Regions from separate parts of the Mus musculus genome. Here region 2 is linked to region 1. Evidence: chromatin loops called from intact Hi-C (ENCODE). Cell type or tissue: left cerebral cortex. All regions are shown on one strand. Each heading gives the region's core, and the rest is flanking DNA. Links, peaks and the distances in the headings are about the cores only.

Region 1 (8,500 bases), core at 229-8,228:
GAGAGATGGTTCAGTGGTCAAGAGCACTGACTGCTCTTCCAGAGGTCTTGAGTTCAATTCCCAGAACCCACATGATGGCTCACAACCATCTCTAATGGAATCTGATGCCCTCCTCAGGTGTGTCTGAAGATAGCAACAATGTACTCATATAAAATAAATAAATAAACCTTAAAAAATATTCTGGAACAGAATCTCAAGTAGTCTGTGTTGACCTTAAACTTACTGTGTAGCTGAGGATGTCTTTGAACTCCTGATCCTCCTGCCCTAGCCTCTTAAGTGCTGTGATTATAAGCTTTATCACCATGTCTAGGAGACTGTACACTTTAAGTGGTTGAACCACATAGTATGTGAGTTGCAAATAAAGCATTGTTTAAGAAGGAGGTTGGGTGGGAAGTGAGAGCTCAGGGGTAGAGCACTTGGCTAGCAAACCCTAGGTTCAATCCACAGCACTCAGGAGGCACAGGTAGGTGGATCTCTATGAGTTCAAGGCCAGTCTAATCTACAACGCAATTTCTAGGACAAAATGAAAAGAGTAAAAGACTCTATTGGTCATCCTCAGACTTGTGTGGTGCCAGCTGCTTAGTAGACTCATCAGGGTAATTATGCATACACCAGAGATAATTATGCATACACCAGAGGTTACAAAGGAAATAAGCAATTGCAGTGAGCTGTGATTAATACAATAGAGTGGCAGTATAGGCCAAACAGGCCCCAAGATCACAGTGTTGCCCAGGCTGGTTTTGAATCACAGCAATCCTTTTATTACAAGCATTTGCTGATATAACCCAGTGAAGTTACAACGCCTAAAGAAAAGTATGTCTAAGTTGAAGGTTTTTAGGGGGTTGGCTTGAGCAAGGCTATGTAAGGGTGAAAATAATAGACCACAGGAGGAGTGATTCCAGCCTCAGGTGTAGACAAGCCCTGCAAGATAGCTCAGTGAAGCTCCAGGGCAGAGCAAGTAGTTCCAGTGGAAATGAGGATCCAGACTGGAATAGACAGACACAAAGGGCTCGTGAGCCAGGGTAAGTGGGCTGGGCTTTTCTCCCTAAAGGAAAGAAGGCTTGTAGTGGTAGACATGAGTTTTAGAAATCTTTGTGCATCGTGGAGAATAGATAGATCCAAGTAGTGCAAAGTAGGCTTTGGGCTGTTGAATTTGAAATGCTTTGGCTGCTCAAAAGGAGACATCCAGTCTGTAGTTGGAGTCAGAGAAGTGAAGTAAAAACTGAGTCACTGCCGGGCAGTGGTGGCGCATGCCTTTAATCCCAGCACTTGGGAGGCAGAGACAGGCAGATTTCTGAGTTCAAGGCCAGCCTGGTCTACAGTGTGAGTTCCAGGACAGTCAGGGCTATACAGAGAAACCCTGTCTCGAAAAACCAAAAAAAACCCCAAAAACAAAAAACTGAGTCACTGACATTAGCCTCAGCATATACATGGAGTCACGTGTTTCAAGAGTAGAACTCTGTGGAGTGACATTTAAGGGGTGCCTGAGGAGGACGAAAAGGTCAGAGAAGTGAACTAGGAACATAGATTGTTATTAGCTATAGCAAAGCAGCTGCTTAATCAGCTATCCTAAGTCAGCGTGTGCTGTATGTCCATATGCCTGGAATGTAACATAAAAGTCAGTGTTTACCGTATGTCCATATGCCTGGAATGTAGCATACATTCAGAGGCAGCTGGTCCTTGAATGTTAGCATCAACTTTAGACTATGGCTGTCACTGCAGGCCACTGACTGCCTGATTTTCTAAATGATACTTTGTGCTTCCTTAACTTTCAGAAGAGGAGGTGGAGTCTTTCCAGTCTCACCTTCTCATATTACCCACATCCAGAAAAGCTCAGCCCAGCCAGCATCCATGCCCAGAGCCAGCCTGCCTGCCTGCCTGCCTGCCTGCCTGTCTGTCTGTCTGTCTTTCTCTCTCTCTCTCTCTCTCTCTCTCTCTCTCTCTTTCTTTTTTTCTTTCTTAGACTTGTGTGTATGAGCATTTTGGCTGCATGTATGTAAGTGCCTAGAGATAGTTGTGATATTGGGAACTGAACCCAGTCCCTCTGCAAGAACAGTAAGTGCTCTTTACTGCTGAGCTGCCTCTCCAGTCCCCCAGGAGCCTTGGGGATGGGCATTCTGCATAGTACACTGCTTTCTGAGGGGATGGAGAGAAAGCAGAGAACATCTCATGTGCTGGTACTCAGCAAGTTGTGCCCACATACCAGACTCAGGATCGTACAAGGAAGGCACCCCCGCTCTGTGGGGGAGACAAAGAAGCAGTCCTCTTCCCATGTGCCAGCCCATCTGCTTCCTTGCCTGCATAAACATGCTTTTTCTTCTTTTTGGTCATGCAGCTTTGAATTCATGAGAAAGAAGAGTGTGAAACAAGAAGCAAAGATCGGGTTGGAAGAGGGCAAGAGGAAAGGGGGGGATGGAAGGAAACCCTGCAGCCACCAACACAATAAACACAATAAACTGTATCCTGACCACCTCAGCCTCTTCTTCTTCTTCTTCTTTTTTTCCAGTGTGCACATGTCAATTTCCTCCATGCAGAATTCTGAAGATGATAGCCAGGACATGGTAATGACCTAGGTGGCCTTAAATAATGAGACTCATGTTATAGAGACCTTTAATACCCATGACTCCTGATAGCATCGTAAATCTACCGCTTCCTGGGGCAGCGGTCCTGAATGTGAGCAGAAAGAACAAATGTCTCTCCAGCAGCCTAAGAAGTAAAAGGGTTCCGGGGCAGCTAGCTGAGCCCTTTGTATGCCTTCCACAATCTGACAGACAAGACCTACACTTGGGCTAAGAGACCAGCCAGCTGGACTTCAGGTCATGAGCTGAGGAGAGGTCAAGTGGTTGGTTGTCCTGCACCAAGTCCGGGAAGTCTTGAAGGACAAAGGCCTGAGGATCCCCCTGACCCTGATAGATCCTCACCTGGCTGTGCTCAAATTCTAGCTCCTATCCACCCTGGTCTCAACATTTCTCAGCTGGGACAGAAAGCCCAAGCTCTGGCCTTAGGACCCTCCTTGTAGAAGACAGAGAGAGGGGTCTTGATCTTTCTGTTTTGAAGAGCAAGATTTTCGGTGACAGCCAGAATTGAGCTCATTTCCCCATCCTATATTTCTTGCCAGGCACTGTCCTACGATGTTGTTCTGGTCCAGTCACTGCCTTCACTTTCCTAAGACCTGCTCAGCCAGGGTTTGACTCCACTTTTCCAACACTCTGAGCATTCCTGACCCACCAGTGGGCCGATTCTGTGGCTTCAGGCCTGCAGATGGTTCTGAGACTGCCTCAGAACTGACTAGCTATAGGCGGCATTGGTGTGGTCTGTCACCTAATTGTTTTATCTATCCCATTTCACTCCAGCTGACCATCCAAAAGCTGAACTGCCCTACCCTGCCCTGCTATGCCGGTATTTAAGTGCTGTCTGCCGGCCCTACCCCCACAGACCATAGTGAACCGCCAGCAGCCACTCACAGGTGTTTCCTGTTGCTGTTTCTTTTGCTCAGCATGGCCTCCCCAGCAGGTGGTGAGGGCACAGGCACAAACCTCTTCACAGCAGTTCTAAAGCACTGGGGTAAGGCTCCCCAGGGATCTGGGTCACCCCACCCCCACCTCATCTAGGCAACTGTTGACATCTAATTGGTTCTTCCGGAGTGCTCCCCATTTCATTTCCCCATGACAGCTTTGTGCACACAATGTCATACTGCTGTGTGCTATCACCTTAAGTATTGGGACAGCAGAATGGGCTCAAGCTGGGGAGCCCTTCCGCATGTCCAATCTCCTGGATACTAGAAATTGTGGTAGGCGAATGGAGGGTCCATTTTTCTAGCCATGGGTGTGGAACTCCCTCAGGACCTTCTTTGCAAAGTCCTGCCATGCCACCCTCAAGTTCCTCCCGAAGGTCTCCTAACCTGGGATAACAAACTCCTGTGCTGGAGGCAGGGAAGCCCCGTCTTGTGAGTCCTACTTCCTCAACACAGGTCTGCCGGCTGGGAGGGGACACAGAGTTCACAGGTTTGTTATTACAGGGAAGGAGGTGCCTCAGGGAGGGAAAGACCTTGCAGTCTTGGTTCACAGGGCAGCCATCCGGGTCTCCTATTTCCCAGGCGCAGGCTCCTCCCCTCAGCAAGGATTTCACACCTCTCCCCACAACCTAAAGTTGCTTCTTGAGGTCCACTGCAGGAAGGAAGCTGCCTGGTCAGAAGGGTGCAGAGAGAAGCCTGTCCACTGATGCAGTTCTGCTGCCCCCTGGTGGCGACAGCTCAGGCACTTCTTGCGGCGTACTCCTTGCTCTCTAGCCACAGCTGCCCTAGCATAATCAGTTAGGACCTTGTCTGGGCCAGCTGCAGAGCTTAGATGCACTCGGGCTATAGTTCCTGGTCTCAGCTGCAGGCTCAGCCTGCTCAGCAGTGCTAGTTCCCTTCTGTCTCTCTTCTCCAAGCCCAGCCCTGGACTCTGGGCTTCCTTCCACCAGGATTTCCAGGGCAAGCGCTCATGTGGTTGTCACAGCGGGGGTGTGGACACAACAGGGCCAGGAAGAACACATCAGAAGGCGTTGGAGCAGAGGTTCGGGAGTGCACCAAGCCATGTAGGAAACACAGTTTGCTTTTTTTTCTTTTATTTTCTGTAAAACTCTGTAAATAAAATACAAACCCAAGGGATGTGATGAGGCAAGGCAAGCTGACCAAATGGCCAGGCCTCCGACACTGTGTGTGGCAAAGACTGTGCAGAACCGCGGCTGGGAGGCACTTCATTTCAGGCATTCTGCCAACCCCAGTGGTAACAAAAGAATATATTAGATTTTCATTGATAGGAATTTGTGGGGAGAGGTGACTGGAACCAGCCTTCACCCTCCCTGCCAGTGCCTGATGAGCCCTGAAAACAAGGGAAGGGACACTGGGAGCCGGCAATTAAGAGTTCAGAATGCTGTGCTGGCCATGCTGCTGGGCCCAAAGATGCAGGGCAGAGCATCCAGGGACTCCTCTAGCTGTCGATGAGCAGACTGTCCTTCCTCCCCTGTAATGTCCAAATATAAGGTCAAGAGTGGCCCAGGCATCTTCCAGGCCTCCCCATACCTGGCATCCCCTCACCCTACCCCCAATAGCCAAGATGTTCCCAAATCCCCTTAACTCGTGGTGTCTCCCACTTCCCAGCCTCACCGCACTGCTGCAGGCTCTGCCGGGCGGCTTCCCTCACAGCTTCTGTGTCTGTTTGGCACAAGTACACCAGGGGCTCAATGCCCTCAGGAGCCTATCAGCAAACAGAATATGGAGGCAGGTTCAGTCTAACAAGTAGAAACAGCCCTGAAGTGAAAGCGTTTGAGGCAGGTCGGCAGGGACTCACCTTGATACAGCCCAAAGCCAGGCATCCGGCCACTCGAGTCTGCACGTCCCCATCTTCCAGCTGGTCCAGGAAGCACAAGAGAGCCTGGGAATGGGTAGAATGGGCAGACGTAGACACCAGGAGCCCACAACCCTAACCTCACCCCAGGAAAATCCTGCCAAACTCACCCTTTCCCGGAAGACAGGACCAAGTGACAGGCTCCGAAGCTGAGTGCTGACAGCAGCCATGACTTTGTTGTTGCCGTGGACCAGCAGGGAGCTAAGAGCCCGAAGCCCATCCTTTCGCAGGCGCCCCTCCGGTGCTAACCTTAGGGCTTTCAGCACAACGGCCTGGTCATCAGAGTTCAGGTTCTGTACTAGTAACACTGAAAGAAGTAGTTGGGGAGGGTGCTTTGTTCTCACCTTTCATCATTTACACCCTCAGGACCACCCACGGCACGAGTATTCTGTGGCCAGGGCCACCGCCTCACCCTCCTCTGCAGTCTCTGTCACATAGGCATCCATGGAGGGGCTGTCCAAGGCTTCTACATAACTCCAGAATTGGAAGATGGTGAACTGCTCCCCCGGGCCTGGTTGGGGCCTCCTGGGCAGCTTCTGTCCCAGGGCATCTTCCAGGAACTTCACACACACTGCAAAAGACAGTACCACAGCCTGAGCTGGAATAGTCCCAGGCCTCTAAGGGGGAAGACAATGCCCCTGTCTAGCTCATGCCCAGGGACTCCTTGGCCACCCTCTGGAGGGTCCCCGGTCTAGCTCATGCCCAGGGACTCCTTGGCCACACTCTGGAGGACACGGATTCTCTTCAGTGCTCAATTTGTCAGTCAGTACGGGCTGATGAGGACTTCCCTAAGGGAGCTGAGATGGAAGGAAGGGGCAGGTAGGTAGGCAGCCCACTCACTCACCAGCCTCGGCTAAGCCTGGCTGGCGCAGGGAAAGACGGGCACCGTACTGGCTGCAGAAGGTGAGGAGCACCCGCTCCACAGAGCAGATGAAGGGGCTGAGTCCCTCTGTACACTGGTCCCAAAAGGTCAGGAAGCCGGGCCGAGAGGCGGAGAACTGTACCACTGTGAAGGACGGGAAGAAGTATCAGCAACCGAGCGAACCAGGCAGGGGGAGCAGGCGGGTCCAGACGTACATCAAAGCCCAGGCCCACACGGCCTTTACCTTCCTGGGCAGATGTGGCAGAGTTCCCCCATAGCTTGCTGCGTTCACACACTTCCTGGAATACACGCGCTTCCCGCAGCAGCCGTTCCAGGGCCCAGGCCTCCTGGCAGCGCAGGGGTCCAAATGTGCCCAGTTTCTAGAGGACAAGGGTTGCCAAGTAGTTTAGGCTTCATGGCGAGGGTTGGGGAGGATGGGGGTCAGGAGAGTACAGGTCCCAGCATGCATTGGGAGAGGCCAAAGCAGGAAGAGTATAGGAGGTATTACATCCAATAGGCACCAAATGCCAGGACCCTGGGGCATTGCAGTATAGAACTGAGAGGTTTCGAGGGTTGGATTGGAGTTCAGGGCTCCTTGGGGTAAGTGGCTGGGGGTGGGGAGGACATTATCCCCTCACCAGCAGGAGGCGGCTGCAGTGGTACAGGTGCTGGACCAAGGTAGCATCCAGGGCTGAACACCCTGTGCTTAGAGACTGGCCATTTGATGAGTCTAGTCTGTCCTCTGCCACAACCTCTGGGCTGCTTGTGTGCCTGAGAGAAAAAAATGGAATCAACGCCCCACCTAAGAGCACACATCACCTTCTGGTCATCAGATTTTATTTTTATTAAGCTTCTCCCACCCAGAATGGAAGAACAACAGGAAGACACAGACACGAGGTAAGTTCACAGGGGACTTAGGGGAGAACGAGGCCATAACCAGCAATGAGAAATATGGGTCTTTATAGTCGGTCTACTTTTTGCTACCTCTGCTAGGACCAAAGGGACTGGTGGGCCCGAGATGGGCGCCAGTAGGATTGCAGGCGGGATGGTCTATGAAACGTGGGCTGTAAAGGACGCAGGGCTTGGGACTGGAACCTAGGAAGTCGTAAATGGAGGAGGGATCGGGTGCGACTCTCAAATCTGAATCGGTAAAATCTGTTCCAGGAATGAGAGCCCAGTGGCCGGGGCCTCCGGGAGAGTCGGGGTCTTGACGGAGGGGAGCGGTGCTGGAGGACACAGGGTGTAGGGGGAGGCGCTGAAAGAGCTGCTTCACAGGGTGGGTCCAAGGTGAGGTCAAGGGAAAGAAGAGAAGCAGGAGGCTCACAAGCTGATGGGGACGTGCAGGGGAGGCAGACATTGCTGAGATGAACAGGGTGGCCAGAAACACTGGGATGGACAGAGTTGGTAACATGGACATCAAAGACACATGAGGTATGCTCGGAAAAACACAGCTATTCTACCACAAGCCCATCCTCATGTATTCTACCTGGTCCCACCTGGCTACTTCCCATCCTGCATTTCTCCCAACCCACCTGCTCCTCTGCCTTACATCACTTTACCTCTTCCCCTTCATCTCTCCCTGCCCCACCAAGTTCCCAGTCTTGCCTTGCCTGGCTGCCTCACCTGTCCCCGGGACCATCGTTGTCTTCATCTTCATCATCATTGAGGAAGCTGAAGCTCTCCAGGGCATGCTCCACAGTGATGCTAAGACTGGAAGCCCGGCTTCGAGTCAGGCCTTGTCTCTGCTGGGATTGTAAAGAGGGTCAGAGCTACTGGCACTGGTTGGCAGCTGTCCCTGTGCGGCCTCAGCCCAGCCCAGTCTAGCCTCCTTACCATGAGCAGACTCTCCAGCCGAGTCACCTCCTGCTCCAGGCCCTGCAGCTCAGGGAACTGACCACGATAGTCATCAAGGGCAGACATTAGGGTCCCAAGAGCTTCTTCAAGCCTTCTGTCCCCAGCTCCTCCCGTTGCCTCAGGGACTGGGGCTTGAGCAACTGCGGCCAGGTTATGTTCTGAATGTTGGGGTTCAGGGGCACTAGATGAGGGAGAGGAACTTGGGCTCTTAGGGATTTGTTCTGGGGAATCCGGGGCAGGGCTTGTGAGGGGTTTTGAACCAGAGGAAGCAAGACTCTGGTAAGAGGTGCAGGAAGCTGTGGGGTCTGCTTTAGTGTAGGGAGGGGAGGCTGGGTGACTACAGGGCAGAGGTTCAGTGCCTGGGCCGGTGGATTCTGCAGAGGAGCTGGAGATT
Region 2 (8,496 bases), core at 497-8,496, 80 kb before region 1:
AGGGTGACTGTGGAAGGGAATAAGCTGATAACTGTGCTGTGGGTATGATGTCTAACTTCCATGAAGAGGCCTTGGTTGTATTTAAAAATGTGTGTGTATGTGTGTGTGAACCCAGGGCCTCTCTTCTACCAGACATCTCCCAGATTGTCTGAGAGGTCTTTCTGCCAAGGGTAGGGTGTGAATCTATATTCGATCTAGTCCGAGGTGCATGGCCATTTGGTAGGGCTGTCCCTAGCAATATTCCTCCCTGCACCCTTCCAGGGAAGAATCCAAAGGACCATGAGAAGGAAAACTTGAGGCGGATCAAAGAGATTCAGAGGCGCTTCCAAGACCAGGAACGCAGCCGGGAACAGGGTCAGCCTAAGCCACTGAAGGCACTGTGGCGCTCACCCAAGTATGACAATGTGGAGTCTCGAGTCAAGGCCAGGATGAAGGTATCTGTCCCAGGGAGGCAGACCTATCCATCTTGGCCAAGGCAATTATATCTGATCTAACTTACAGAGCATGTGTGTGCGTGCGTTCATGAGTGCGTGCGTTGGGGGAGATGGTGATCACAAAAGACTAAGACATCTGGGTGGACTTTCTCTGGGGAGCTGATGGCATCAGGTCAAGGATTAGGCTAGAGGAAGAGAACATTCCACAGAGATAAAACCCCACAGGTAGATTCTGGCATCAGAGGGAGTAGGGGCAATGGGCATAGTGGGCATAATTCAGTTTGTAAGGGGGAGAAGCAGAAGGTTTGAACAGAAAGCCAGCAGGGTACATATCTGAAAGAACTACCTAAGTTACCTAGTTACATGTGATATTGGAGATGGAATCGTGAGACACATGCACACTAGGTACTCATATAATATACCCACGACCTTCCTGCTAACTCATTCTCGGTTCCCCTATCTCTGTGTCTCTGTTTCACGCAGCCCAGGCTGACCTCAAACTCTTTGACTTTCTTTTTTGTTTTGTTTTTGTTTTGGTTTTTTTTTTTTTCGAGACAGGGTTTCTCTGTATAGCCCTGGCTGTCCTGGAACTCACTTTGTAGACCAGGCTGGCCTCAAACTCAGAAATCCGCTTGCCTCTGCCTCCCAAGTGCTGGGATTAAAGGCATGGGCCACCACGCCGGGCTACTCTTTGACTTTCTAACTCTCCTTTGTCCACCTCCTGAGCGCTGGGATTAAAAGTGTTCACTACCACACTACTTTCTCTTTTTCTTTTAATTCATTCATGACTTCTTTGAGATTAAAAAAAAAAATTACATGTCTGTGTGGCTACATGATTGTCTGTGCACCAGAGTCCAGAGGAGGGGATGGGCCTCCTGGGACTGGAGTTACAGAGAGCTGTGAACTGTCCTGTGCTATTGCTGAGTTGTTTCCTACTCCCACCCCCAACCATACCCCACCCCCACCCCACTATCTCCACTGCTACTTTGTTTCTAGACAGAGTCTCCCTGTGTAGCCTAGAATAGCTTCAAACCCATTATGTAGCCCAGGCTGGCCTTGAACTGGCCTAATTTTCCTGCCTTAGTCTACCGGGTTTGGACCACCACTCTCAGCTCATTTCTTTGAGTTTATAGCTTGCTCTTTAGCCCCAGGCTCTCCTTGGGTTCTCTCCATCACCTATCCTGGCCCTAAACCCTTACTCTTTCTCCTTCAGCCTCCTGAGACTACGGGCATGCACCGCTATTTCTTACATTTTTTTTTTTTTTTCCTGAGGACAGGGGCAGGCAGCAGCACTTAGGTTTTGGAGGTAGTTACTATTTCTCTATCCAGGGACCCTGAAAGAGACTCAGGATTGAGAGAAAGGACAAGGTCACATGAGACTGGAATTAGGCTGGAGCATCTGTGGCAGTGCCAGGGGGTAGGACTGTGTCCAGGAAGCAGATGGATACACAGCTCTGGGTCTCACTGGTGAGCCCAAAATGTTATTGACAATCAAATCGAGGACAGTACGTCTAAGGGAGCAGCCCTTGGTCTTGGGGGCTTGGAGGCAGCCCTTTGTAATGTTCGGGTGCTAGCTAGGAGGAAAGGGTGGTAGTAAATGAGGCCGAAGGAAGTAGTAGGTTTTTTTTGTTTTTTTTTTTTTTTTTGTTTTTTTTAAGGCTGTGAAGAGACAGGAGGGGACCCACAGAGATGAGCATAGAAAAGTTCTTAGAGGAAGGAGGGACCGAAAGGGGGATGGCCTTGTGGGTTAGAACCTTAACTTCAACCTCCCTGGTTCTAATGCCGAACCGTACCCAACCTTCCAGGAGCTTGGCCCCACCTCTGTGACAGAACCTGCCCACTTTCTGCGGGCACACTCCCGCTGTGGCCCTGGGCTCCCACCATCCCGTGCCTCCAGTCCTCAGCTCGCCCTTCCAGGTCCCCAAGCTAAGGTGAGAGAGCAGGTCTGTGGGGACTTGACGACCATTTGACAGGAGTCCCGCGGGTAGAGTCGGTACAGAGGTGCAATGTAGTGCCACGGGGTCTCCACCGTGCTTGCCATGTCTCTGCAGGGACCCGGCCTAGGCGTGGATTTCATTAGTCGCAACGCCCTAGCTGCCAAGAGAGCCCCCCGGCGCCACTCCCGCTCCCTGCAGGTCCTTGCACAGGTTCAGGAACAGCAGCGCCAAGCCCAGGAGCGCTACAACGCCACGCAGAAAGGCCATGTGCCCCATTAGTGAGTAGGTCCCGTGCGCTGTCAAGTGCGGTGAGAGACCCCTGTGGAGGCTGAGAACCAGTGTGTCTTAGTGTCTTCAGCCCCGGGCCTTGCCTTCACAGCTTGTTGGAACGCAGGGACCTGTGGCGGAAGGAAGCGGAAGCTCGCCAGCGTAGCCAGCCAGACCCGTCCATGCCCCCGGGCCACACACTCATGCCTGAGAATCAGCGGCTGGAGACCCTGAACAATCTGCTACAAAGTGAGTACTTGGGCAAGGGTGGCGGAAAGGGAGCCCATGAGAGAACCATGCATCCCTACCCAACACTCACTGGTTCCGTGCCCCTTTGTAGGCCAGAGCCAGCTGCTACGTGAGCTAGTACTATTACCTGCTGGGGCAGACTCGCTGAGAGCCCAGGGTCATCGTGCTGAACTGGACCGGAAGTTGGTGCAAATAGAAGAGGCTATCAAGATCTTTTCCCGACCCAAAGTCTTTGTGAAGATGGATACCTAGTCCTTCCCCGCTTGGTACCCACCAAGAGTAACAGGGAGATATGTGTGCGGATCACCACGTGGCTGCCAAGGGCAGACTCAAGCCCTGTCATAGCTCAAAGACAGGAGCGTTGGGGTGGGCAGAATCGAAAGCACTTCTTAGTCACCAGGGGCTGCAGAAGGGCCACCAGCCTCCCAACTTCTCTGTCAAAATTAAACCTTTTGTACACAGTGGCTGTGTTCCATAGGAGCTGTCTTAGAAATGCTAAGCCCAGTGGGCCTCCTGCTGCATCACCCACCATAGGATGCCCTCCTGCCTATGTCCAGGGAAGAAGGCAGACGTACAGGATCAGAAGAGATCGGGGCTGGGACACAGAAGGACCACATCTACATTTGTAGAAAACCTTTAATGTTCACCAGACTGAGAGGGCTCTGTGAGCAAGCTAATCTTCTCTACCCAGCTGGAAAGTCCAGGCCATGTTCCCGCAGCCTAAAGTGACAAGGGCTGCATCTTTGCCTGTCAGAGGCTGAATCCGCTAACATCACCTCGCATGCCATTCCCCCAGCCAGAATTGGCTTGCTCTCTGCTATCCAAGGAGGGCAGAGAGCTGCCAGCACCAGGAAGTAGGCAGCCAGGTTGCAGGTCCCAGCACAGGGGCCCCTGAGACAGCCCATTAGAACAGGGAGGGTGGCGATTCTCAATGACCAGGTCACTGCTGTCATCGTCACTGTCAGGATCAGTAGGCCCAGGCCCTACAGAGGAAGGCCCTGTCAGACGCCCAGATGCCCCCCGTACCACATTATTACGCTGGTTGGCAGGCTTGACAGTGACGATGAGGTTGTGGCTGTTGGCGACCATCATGTCCGTCACTTGGTCCAAGGTCTTCCCGGCCACCTCAATGCCGTTGACCTCAAGGATCTCATCACTGACCGCCAGCAGCCCTGTACTCTCAGCCAGGCCCCCACGTACCAGGCGGGAGATGAAGATACCTGGAACCCGCTCCAGGCCCTGGGGAGCCACGCGAACACTCATGCCATCTCGAATGTAGAAGCCCAGGGGACGGTCTGAACCATGTTTGTGCAGCCTCACTCGTCGGTGGGTCTCAGGTAGTAGGTCCACATCTATAACTGAAGACACCTGGCGGAAATCTTGGGGCAAGCTGATTAACAAGGGTGGCCTGGTGCGCAGAGGTGCCACTGGTCGTAGCAGGAGCCCTTTCTTGCGCCTTTGTAGAGAGTTGGAGGCAAAAGCCAGGCCACTCGAGTCACCTTCTGCTGCAGGAGAGGGGGGGGGACTAAGATTAGAGACTTCTCCCAATTGGGCCTGTGATAGGGACAATGTCAACTGTTTTCCTGCTACTTGGAGGTCAGACCAAGGGCAGAGGCTACAGAACATAAAGCCTGGGGGCCCTGGGTATGATCTACCCTGATATACCTGTCCTATCACCCTAACCCAAGAAAGCTGCCCACTGTACCCCATCCTCACCCCGTTTCTGAACCAAGAGGCGCAGAGGTGGGGGCCCGCTGGCCAGGGCCCGGTGCAAACTGTCATCGTTGGTGAGGGGCAGCAAGTCACCGTGAGCATCCGTATAGCCAAGCAGGACGTCCAGGCCAGGGATCTGGTGTACCACACACAGCAATCGCGAGAACTCCTGAAAGCCTCTCACCGAAGTGCGGGGTAGTGCAAAGCGTCGGAACTCGGCGTCAAACTGGAGGCGGGAGGGAAAGGGAACGGAGTGTCAGGACATCCCAAGCCCCTTTCTCACCACAGCACTGAGGCTGTCAGGAGAGGGAAAGGTTGCTGGAACAGCTGCAGCCTTAGGCTTAAACCTCAGCTCCAGTACAAGGGACACTGTCCAAGGTCTTTCCCTTGCTCTCCACATACCCAGGCCACAGAGGGACTCTGGAAGTCCGTAGTGGGAGGGAGGATGCGATGAGGGGAGGCAGACAGAAAAGCAGAATAGGACGGAGGATGGAGGACAGAAAGAGGTGATGGAGAGCCAAGGAACTAATAAGGGAGAGAAAGGGAATTAGGAGCCCTAGCGCAGTGGCTAGAGCCGAGACCAGAGAAGCCCTTACTTTGCTCTTCACCTCGACGATGCTATCGGGACTGCGCGCCGGAGTCCTCTGCGGCCTGGCCATTGCAGGGCCTGGCGGGCGGGGGACAGTGCCCCACAGCAGCCCGCCGAGGCGCAGGTGCACAGCCCGGCCCGCTGGCCCGAGCCGCCCCGCCCCTGGCGGTAGCACTCGCCCCGCCCTCCCACCCAAACCATGACGTCAAGGGGGACGCGACACCGAGAAACGTGGAGTCTACGTTTCCTAGGAAACGGAGACGGAGGCAGAGAGGGCTTTCTCTGTTCTTACGTCATTACGCTATGGTTCGAGCGTCCCAAAAAGGACTCGACCAATCCGAAGGCAGAATGAGGGAACAAACATTTATTAAGTTGTCCGTGCTGTCATTTTCATTTTGTAAAGGAAACTACGGCAACATTTTAGGAAAATTCTGGAGGTCTTACACAGAGCCAAAGTGGCTTCAGGCCCCATTCTCTGCTGCAGCCTCCTAACCTGGATCGCTCTCATCCAATCTAGTCCTTGCCTTTTCCTTTCCGGCTCTAGAGTTGTACTGAGGAACAGCTCACGGGCTCAGAGAGATGCCCCGGTAAGAATAAACTGTCATCAGCCAGCAGCTAGGTCAGTCAGCAGGACCCGGGAAGAGCTTGCGCAGGCGCAGAACCGCGAGGGGGGCGGAGTCTCAAACTTAGGATCCGCCTGGCGGTCACGTGCTTCCTCTCCCGCTAGAGGCGGAGCGGCGGTGCTCGCGGGAAGACCCTTTCCTGGGGGTCGCCCAGGGTGCCGCCCTGCTAATGTCCGATTCAGGGTTGCTGGCCCTACAGCCCTGGATTCGAGAGCTGATCCTAGGTTCAGAAACACTGTCAAGTCCACGAACCGGGCAGCTGCTCAAGGTAAGCAGGTCGCTCAGATCCCAGAGACCCGGGTAGAGAAGGCGGGAGTGAATTGACACTAGCCACTACTGTTGTGTTAGGTACTCCAGGACTCGGAGACTCCCGGCCCTTCTTCCGCCCCTGACACACCTGACACCGGGGCCGTGTTACTTGTGTCAGACGGAACCCACAGTGTCCGATGCGTGGTGACGCGCAACGCCATCGACACCTCCGACTGGTAAGAGAAGTGCTACTTGTCAGCGGAAGGTGGGAGGCCAGCTGGCTAGTGGGGCATTGAACCTGAAGTGGGCGGGTACTGGAGAAGTGGGGAAAGCTCATTCCCCAGGCGTATGGGGGTTTGTGCCTGTGCTCTGGACAATGAGGGCTGTGCTCGCCGCAGGGAGGAGAAGGAGCTCGGATTCCGCGGGACCGAGGGCCGGCTCCTGCTACTGCAGGCCTGCGGGCTCCGCGTTCAGGTGGCTCAGGACCATGCGGTGAGTGGTAAGGCTCACTTGGGCGGGTTGGTTACTGTACCTAGCTCTTTGTCACCACTCCTGAGACACCACTCCCCAACTCCTCCAGCCTGCGGAGTTCTACCTCCAGGTGGATCGCTTTAACCTGCTGCCCACGGAGCAGCCCCGGATACAGGTGACTGGTTGGTAAGTGGTCCCTTTAAGGGAAGGGGATGTAGCTCAGTGGCAGACTACAGGCTTCGCATGGCTGAAGTCCTGAGGGCTTCAGTCTAAATCTCTCCATATTCCTCTCCCCAAAACAAAACAGTTAAATGAAGCTTCCACCTTTTGTCTCTTCACGCGCACTTGGCATAGATCTTCAGGTGAGAGGGATGGGCATCAATAACCCTGATCACCTACCACCCTCCTCTTTCTCCCAGCAATCAGGATTCAGATGTGCAGAGAAAACTCAATGAGTGTCTTGAGTAAGTTTGGGGTTGGGCCCTGAGGCTGTGCGCGGTATGGTCACGGGTGGCAGAGCTGGGTAGATTGGCATCAGAGCTGTCCCTGAGAAGTCTTCACTGTTTCTCTAGGGACCACCTCTCAGAGTCTGCTTCTTCCAGTGCAGGTACTGGTAGGGGTTTCCCCGGTAACCCTACCTAACTCCCTCTGTGGTTCCTCAGTAAGTCACTGAAATCTCTCACTTACCCTTCCTTCTTGTTGCAACTTCAATCCTTCGGCTAAAATGCTGGCCCCAGGCCTAACCCTGTCCCAGCTTCTGGATGAGGTGAGGGAGGACCAGGATCATCGGGGAGCCCTAGTGTGTCTAGCTAAGAGCTGCCTGGTGCTGAAAGGTCCTTGTACAACCACCCCCCTCACCGACTGGATCACCTCTGGCTCCCAGGCCTTGGTCAGTGCTGGGCTTTTTCTGGGAGGTTTCAGAGGGAGGGTTAGGCAACTGCCATGCTGAGCTCTCTCCCTCTCTCGTGTCCCGCAGGGAAAAGCTGTGTTCACTGTGTCTGGCTCATTGCTGCACATCCCTGAGGGTGAGGAGCAGATTTTGAGTTCTACAGGCTCCAGTCAGAAGGCTCGGGGTAAGAACTGAATGGGGACAGGGGGGTGGGGGGGGCTCAGAGCCCACCACAGTACTGATGATTCTCTCCAGAATGCCAGGGACCCACCTTTTTTTTTTGGTGTTTTTTTTTTTTTTTTGAGACAGGGTTTCTCTGTGTAGCCCTGGCTGTCTTGGAACTCACTCTGTAGACCAGGCTGGCCTCCAACTCAGAAATCCACCTGCCTCTGCCTTCCAAGTGCTGGGATTAAAGGTGTGTGCCACCACTGCCCAGCATCCAGGGACTCATCTTTGTCCTTCACCCAGTTCCTTTGGTTCAGGCTATAAGCACTCAGTACCCTGGGTCAGATTACTTGACTGTGGAGAGGCTGTGAAATGCTGTATAACACTCGCAGGCACTCAGCTGTCCTGAGCAGAGAGGTCTGTGCTCACACCCCGTTTCCTTTCCCCCAGGAACCTCCGCTTCACCCAGCCACATGCCCCTGGAGGAAAGTGGTGCCAGCGTTAGCCTTCTGTCAGCCTTGGCTACATCGGACCCTGGGCAGATGGACAGTTCCCAGTCTCCACCAGCTGTTGGCTCAACCTCCCCAAGAGCTCAGGCCCCCACTTCTCCACCCTGCAATTCTACACCCAGCTCCCTACTCTTGAACTGCAGCCCCAGTCTTTCACCCCTTCACCCTGCCCCTAGATCACACCAGTCCTGTGAGACCAGAGCTCAGGCTCCTAAGCTGGAGTTCCAGTGCTCCTTCAAGAAACGGCAGCTTCTCCCAAGAACCAGCGCCCAGGAGCTCTGCTCTGTGTGGGTGAGGACTGTAACTGGAAGGGAAACTGGGCACAGTGTGGACAGGGGCTAAGAGTAGACTTGGGTGGTATTAGTGGTCTTTACTGGACTCTCTGAGATACTTCACCCCTT

Evidence for each region. Hi-C counts contacts between places; a loop is a spot of excess contacts. Peaks named below come from ENCODE experiments on the same cell type or tissue, not always from the same donor. Only the 100,000 strongest peaks of a DNase experiment are listed, where the experiment ranks them.
Region 2: it touches region 1 in a loop (4-fold over the local background); 8 of 42 quality-filtered maps call a loop at or near these places.

Annotation. Positions count from the first base shown.
Region 1 is chr8:105,618,311-105,626,810 of GRCm38, reverse strand. It overlaps Ripor1 (RHO family interacting cell polarization regulator 1), which reads right to left. Exons shown (of 22, transcript NM_001081241.2): 13 at 8,086-8,500; 14 at 7,876-7,997; 15 at 6,891-7,023; 16 at 6,497-6,632; 17 at 6,235-6,396; 18 at 5,803-5,961; 19 at 5,501-5,697; 20 at 5,334-5,417; 21 at 5,150-5,240; 22 at 4,592-5,006. The coding sequence ends at 4,909. It overlaps Gm5914 (predicted gene 5914), which reads left to right. Exons shown (of 2, transcript NR_151742.1): 2 at 2,336-2,475. Among named protein-coding and RNA genes, the nearest start is that of Mir1966, 7.1 kb to the right of the region's middle. In left cerebral cortex, for the core only: a CTCF peak has its summit at 4,243 (motif pointing left); DNase peaks (open chromatin) are centred at 2,646, 3,406, 4,260, 5,179 and 2 more places; H3K27ac peaks cover 6,501 bases.
Region 2 is chr8:105,698,504-105,706,999 of GRCm38, reverse strand. It overlaps Acd (adrenocortical dysplasia), which reads left to right and starts at 5,772. Exons shown (of 11, transcript NM_001012638.2): 1 at 5,772-6,080; 2 at 6,161-6,297; 3 at 6,460-6,553; 4 at 6,642-6,718; 5 at 6,952-6,996; 6 at 7,105-7,139; 7 at 7,270-7,421; 8 at 7,509-7,605; 9 at 8,037-8,386. The coding sequence starts at 5,982. It overlaps Pard6a (par-6 family cell polarity regulator alpha), which reads right to left and starts at 5,353. Exons shown (of 3, transcript NM_019695.3): 1 at 5,197-5,353; 2 at 4,604-4,826; 3 at 3,506-4,392. The coding sequence starts at 5,259. The coding sequence ends at 3,638. It overlaps Enkd1 (enkurin domain containing 1), which reads left to right. Exons shown (of 8, transcript NM_198299.2): 4 at 262-434; 5 at 2,240-2,365; 6 at 2,486-2,649; 7 at 2,751-2,887; 8 at 2,979-3,348. The coding sequence ends at 3,139. In left cerebral cortex, for the core only: a CTCF peak has its summit at 5,309; DNase peaks (open chromatin) are centred at 4,895, 5,497, 5,856, 6,247 and 1 more place; H3K4me3 peaks cover 2,548 bases; H3K27ac peaks cover 2,206 bases.